2 separate regions of the Homo sapiens genome follow, and region 1 is linked to region 2. A link is a contact called in ENCODE Hi-C data. All regions are on one chromosome and are shown on one strand. The core of a region is the stretch at or near the end of the contact, and the rest is flanking DNA. Distances in the headings are between cores, read along the strand shown.

What was found. A loop is a pair of places that touch in the nucleus more often than their neighbours do. Pooled maps may share reads with other maps.
Region 1: a map of naive thymus-derived CD4-positive, alpha-beta T cell shows a loop between it and region 2 (13-fold over the local background). The contact joins the promoter of CREB3L2 here to the promoter of AKR1B1 in region 2. A Hi-C loop is called at or near these places in 2 of 168 maps with a recorded cell type or tissue (CD4-positive, alpha-beta memory T cell and naive thymus-derived CD4-positive, alpha-beta T cell) and 7 of 50 pooled maps.

The regions. Positions count from the first base shown.
Region 1 is chr7:138,000,430-138,003,388 of GRCh38, forward strand. CREB3L2 (cAMP responsive element binding protein 3 like 2) reads right to left here and starts at 1,657. Exons shown (of 12, transcript NM_194071.4): 1 at 1,175-1,657. The coding sequence starts at 1,276. LOC124901752 (a long non-coding RNA gene) reads left to right here and starts at 1,878. Exons shown (of 3, transcript XR_007060551.1): 1 at 1,878-1,961. RefSeq lists enhancers at 682-1,280, 1,197-1,336, 1,281-1,878, 1,427-1,516, 1,607-1,676 and 2 more.
Region 2 is chr7:134,457,694-134,460,620 of GRCh38, forward strand. It overlaps AKR1B1 (aldo-keto reductase family 1 member B), which reads right to left and starts at 1,407. Exons shown (of 10, transcript NM_001628.4): 1 at 1,304-1,407. The coding sequence starts at 1,369. RefSeq lists a silencer at 1,017-1,206.

The sequences.
Region 1 (2,959 bases), core at 407-2,906, 3.5 Mb after region 2:
CTCCCTCTCAGCCCTGCACTCTGCATTTTTTTTAAACAAGCCACTCTCAGCCACCACAAATACTTCGGTGGGAATCAGCAGGGAGGCCCTCATTCCTTGTCTCAAAATAACGTCAGCCAGAGTCAAAGGCCAAAGAGGTGGAGCCTGCAGGCCATTTTGCGAAAGTTTCAAATATCTTGGTACTGACCCCATTAAAAAAGCGTGAAGGGGAAGCAGCCAAGCCTCCAGTGGTTTTCTCATTAGTGTCCCCCCTCACCCCAGCCCCACCCCCATTACAAACGTCTGCATGGATAAGAATCAAACAAAGAGATCTTGCATAAAGTCCTATGATCAGTGCTGGCTATTGAAAACAAAATTTCATTTTGCAAACTTAATACCAAAAACTTGACATTAAAAACTTTAAAAGAAATGTGCGTGCTCTGGGACAGCTTAATCCCCCAAGAGATCTCTGAGGCATTAGTATAAGACTGAACAAGCAACTGGTGAGCTGTCCCACCTTCCCCAGAGCCTTTCTTAAATATGCAACTGTCTCAGATTTTCCATACTCCTCTGCTGGTTTTTCCTCCGAAGAGGGAGGAAGGAGACTTCTTGGTCGTACAGTTTAAGAAAGCAAATAAAGCCGCCTTTCTCCCTAACGTAGAGGAGCCCTTTCAACACACACACACACACACACACACACACACACACACACACACACGTGTACTTTTTAAAATATAAATATGAAAGAAGAGGAAGGGAGGGAGAGAGGGAGAGAGAATACGAGACAGATGAAAAGGAAATGCTACTTAATCTTGTCCAGTTTTTGAAAACCTCAAAAAAAAATCAATAGCAAACTAGGCGGAGGCATGTTATTCTCAAAACACACACTCCCTCTCCCGCATTACAGTACTGTTAACAACAGCAAATGATATTACAGATGGAAAAAGCCTCAGGGAAAAAAGCATGAATTGTTAAAGGAATACAAAGTGGCATTACTCTCATGAGAAATGTAAAGGGGCCAGCTGCCCGCCTTCATCTGCTCAGACATTAAAGTACACCTCGCCCAGGACCTCTTGATTCTGACCATGCCCTGCCCCAAACCCTGCCTTCCCGGGTCCCAGGACTCCAGCTGCTCCTCGCGTGACAACACTTGCCCGCTTTGAAAGCCCTCCTGCCCCGCCCGCCGGGTCCTCACCGTGTGGTACATGAGGGCCTCGCCGTCCCCGGGCTCTGACAGCTCGCTCAGCTTGCGGTCCCACTGCAGCACGCCCTGCTCCCCGCTCTCCAGCACCTCCATGGCGGTGCGGGCCGCGCTGGGCCGAGGATGCTAAGCGCAGGAGGGGACGCGCAGAGCTGCCTCGGACCGGCAAGGTTCCTCTCTCTCCGCGTGTGCTTGCGTGTGTGCGCGCGCGTGTCTGTAGTTTTGCACTTGGAAAGCAAACGTCTGCTCCTCTGCCGGAGAGAGGATGGCCAAGCGCTCCCGTCCGGTGTCCTCGGAGATCCGAGAATCCCCAGGGACACGAGCCGGACCAAAGGCTGCCGGGGCTAAAGCGGGATGTGCATCCAAAATGAAGGCAGAAGACCCGCTCTCATCCCAGGAAAATCCCTTAGCCGCAAGCCCACTTGCCGCTACGGCTCCAGACACAAACTTTGAGGGACCCCAGGGCTCCTCGGCTCTGCTCCAGGACCCAGCTGCGGCCCCACCTCCCTCCAAGGCTTGACCAATTGGATATCCGCCTTGCCTAGCAGACCCAATCAGAAGTCTCATTCTCGGCTTTGTCCCGCCCCCAAAGGCAGAGGCCGCGGGAAGTCTCCGCCCACGCCTTGGAATGTAGCCGGGGAGTGTCTGTGACGTCACCGAGGAACTCCTCCTGCTTGAGCGCGGCCCGCTGTCTGCTGTCGCCTACAGCTGACCAATAGAGGGCTTGGGTCCGGAAGTGATGGACTGGAGGCTTGACTAATGTGAAAGGGGCGTCTGAAAGGTACAGCCAATGAAATAGCGACAAGAATACATTTTGTAAAAGAGGGAGGGTGAGTTCAGTCCTCTTGCTGAGAATCCTCAGAAATTTACCAGCGCGCCGACAGGGGGCGCGAGAGTTGTTGCGCGGGGGGCTTAAACATTTTCGAGTACTTTAGTTCATTTGAATCTCTCGGAATTTTTTTAATGGATTACATATTATACAAAAATACAAATATTCCTCATGCACATACATTTATATTAGTGCAGCTCTAGGAAATTGTCATTGTTCTTCACCTTTTTCGCCCATTTTCTGTTGGGTTCTTCTATTTTTTATGGACTTCACTTATTGTATGTTTTTCTTTCATCTGCTTGATAAGAGTCAATGGCATGCTTTTCCAGGTCCTACAGAAGTGAGCCCAGTCCTTGAATTCATAGAGCTTTTATCTCAGAGGAGTCAGGCAATAAACAAAGAAATAAACATTTAAATTCAGAAAGTGGAAATTGCTATAAAGAAAAATAAAAGCAGGAAAACAGGATGCGTCAAGATCGATGCTATTTTACGTGCTGATCAGGGAAGTTCTTCCTAAAGGAAATGAGATTTCGGGGGAAGCTGGTATTCACGTGATTGCTGGGGAGGCCAGTGTGGCTGCAGCAGAGGTGCTTGGCAGGGAGGGGTGGGAAAGGCCAGAAAGGTGAGCCAGGGCCAGAGCACCAGGCCTGCCTCCTAGAATAGGGAAGAGATGGCCTGTTCTAAAGGAATTCCCCCGAACACTGTGATTCTTCTTCCTCCTTTTTAATTCCAAAAATATAGTTTACCTATCTTAAATATAAAAGCAGGTCTTTGCCAGTTAGCTCTAGAAGTTTCTTACAATGGCACATTCAGGTATTAGCTATTGTGTTGTTTCCTTGGCAAGTATTTTTTGGCGGGTGGAGACAAATGTCTTTGAACTCTATGTTGTCTTTAAAGCAGCAGTTTATCATATAAACTATTGCATTTGTCTGGTCCTATCTTCTGGGGTC
Region 2 (2,927 bases), core at 157-2,656:
ATATTCAAATTTTAAGAGAAAAACCTGGGACGTGGGCCTGCCAGATGGTTCACACCTGTAGCTTTGGGAGGCGAGGTGGGAGGAGCGCTTTGAGCCCAGGAATTGGAGATCACCCTAAGCAACAAGCGGAGACTGTCTCTGCGGGGAAGAAAAAAGATTAGCCAGGTGTGGTGGTGAGCGCCTGTAGTCCCAGCTACCCGCAGTGCTGAGGCAGGAGGATCACTTGAGCCCAGGAGTTCCAGGCTGCAATGAACCATGATTGTGCCACTGCACCCCAGCTTGGGCAACGAGACCCTGTCACAAACAAACAAGCAAACAACAAAAACAGAAACTGAGAAACCCAGGTTATGGCTGTGGAATATAATATGCAATACTTAGAAGGTTAAAAATTCTAGGTTTTGCCTCAGCTCCCATACCACCACCTTTGTTGCTCAATTTTCAGATAATCAGGCTCAGGCTATTATTTTTGGTTTTTCATATCATATTATCATTTTTCATATCCTATGATGTTTCATGTCCTATTGTCATTCTCATCCGGCTAGGCACTTCTCGGGGACGCTGTGTGGTGTTGAGGTTTTACAGGGAAAATGCTAACCTTGGCGCCTCCTGAATTATCAACTAGCTACGGGGTGCCCAGATTTTTCTCCCGAGTTCCAGACCCAGGGCACCCCGAGGCGGCGCCTGGCCGAGGAGCTCCGCACTGCGCCTTGTTAACAGCTGGGTCCGGGCAAACTCGCGCCACCTAATTCTCTGCCCTCTACCGGCTTGAGATGCTTATTCCTCAGGGAGGGCAAGAATCGAAACGATTGAGACCAACTATTTACAAGTGAGGCAACCGGGCTACAGGTGCCTCGAGGGAAAGGAGGCTGGGTCTGCGCTCCCACACCTTGCCGACGGCTCCACGTCCCTGTCTGCGCCCGAGGTCCACCGGTCTGTGAAGCCCACTTTCCCCGCCTCCCTCTCGCGTTGTGCCGCTTGGGGCGCCCGCTAGGACCCAAAATGCGGACTGGTGGGCCGCCCATCAAGGGTTGCCCGCGGTAGGGCGGGGGCTCCCGTGAGCTGCTCCCAAACCCCACTCGCAGGATGCTGCCCTGACGCCCAGGGCCAACCCGGGGAGCCAAGGCCCCCGGTCTCTGCAAGGCCGACCCCAGCCCGCTGGGGACCCTGCAAGCCCGCGCGTGGCTCCCAGCACGCCGGGCGTCCGCGGGGCGAGCTGCTCAGGGTCACTCGGGGTCCCTCGCCAATACAGGCCGCGCGGAGAGTGTGAGGCGAGCCCCGGGCCCGCGCCCCCACGAGCACCTACCTTCCAGGTACCCAACCCCAGGATGGGCATCTTGGCGCCGTTGTTGAGCAGGAGACGGCTTGCCATGGCTGCTGCGCTCCCCAGACCCCCGCCCAGTACGGTGCGGCCTTGGCCGCGGCGCGTACCTTTAAATAGCCCGTGAGGTCGGCAGAAAGGGCGCCTGCGGTTGGCGCGCCGCTGCGCGAAGGAGCCTTCTGATTGGTTGCGCTGGGGGTGCCGCGGCGGCCTTCCCCAAGGGTCGGCGGGGATGCTTCTTCCGCCTGGTCCTAGTGGCAGCGGATTCTTTCCGCCCCCAACGCTCGCCCGCGCCCCGCGTGGCAGAAAGGAGTTCCTCAGCTGCTGTATCTGGTGGGAAAGCGAATGCTTTAGCGAAAATAACAGGCATCCCATAAATACATAGACTAGAAATAAGTTTTGGTTTCATTAAGAGCCCAGAAGAATGCCTTTGTTGTCCAACCCCAGTTTGATGCTCTTTGGGAATCTGACGAATACCTTGTCCTTAATCTATGTGAATCATACTGACTACACATATAGTTTACCGCACTTTGTTCTTAGACAAAGGTGCATGCCAGAAAAATGGCTTGCAATCCTTTTGCAAAGCACCTTCACAAAATATGGGTTTGCCCAGACTTTTTGTAGCCTTCTAGATCTCTCTTTGCACCCCACTCTAGGTGTTAGCTGTGTCTGTGCATACTAGGTGTGGTTCAGCAAGCCTTCCACCAAAAGCCAGCATCCTTTGATGTTCTTGAGGTTAGAAAGCCTTGATGGGCTTGATCCAGAACTCTCAGAAGAATTTGGAAAGTAAGGCTGTCCATTCAGAATCAGTAAGACAAATTTCATCAGTCTTTGGAAAGTGAGACTCTATCAAAGCAGTAAGTTCCAGTACAGTAACTTATCAAAACTCTCTAGAGGAAGAAAAGTGAACAGACAGAAAACCACAGAAGAAAAAGTTGACTCTAATATTGTAGCTTCCAGTATTTCAAATTAGAAGGTACAAAATAGTAAATTGATCACCCTAATTGGCAGGTAGAAACACACATTTTTCCAAGATAGCCTAAGAAAAGTCACTTGAAGATCCTTGAAGACAATTTTGGTTTCTTTCCAACAACCTCTCTTCATGATACTCTACCTCACCCCAACTGCTCTTTCTGCTCCATCACCCTCCGATCTTTCCCCTAATTATGCAAGATTGGGAACTCCATCTGCCTGGTAGTGACTCAAGCACCAGGTCTCTCTAAACTCCATGCCGGTGATTTTCCATTTGGTGCTTTCTTTAAAAGTGCTCCCTCCTGGAAAAATTTATACAGAACAGACTAGCCCAGATATTTTTCCATGTAACTTTTGTAAAAATTGTTGCTATTGGGCAAATTCATTTGTCCCCAAGTAATAGAATTTGAACTTGAGCCTAAAGCTGGGAACTTGCTTTGTGTAAAACAGCAAGTTCCTTCCTCCATGAGAGTCCTCTTGACTTGGAGGTTGCTCTGCCAATTGAACCTCCTGGGTCCAAATCCAAAGAGCTAATCTCTTGTGAAAATGATACACCTTGAGTGGCCAGGTTGGTACACACAGAAGGGTCGTCTGTTAGGGACATGGACTCAATATCAGAGGCTTTGTTGTTGGTTTG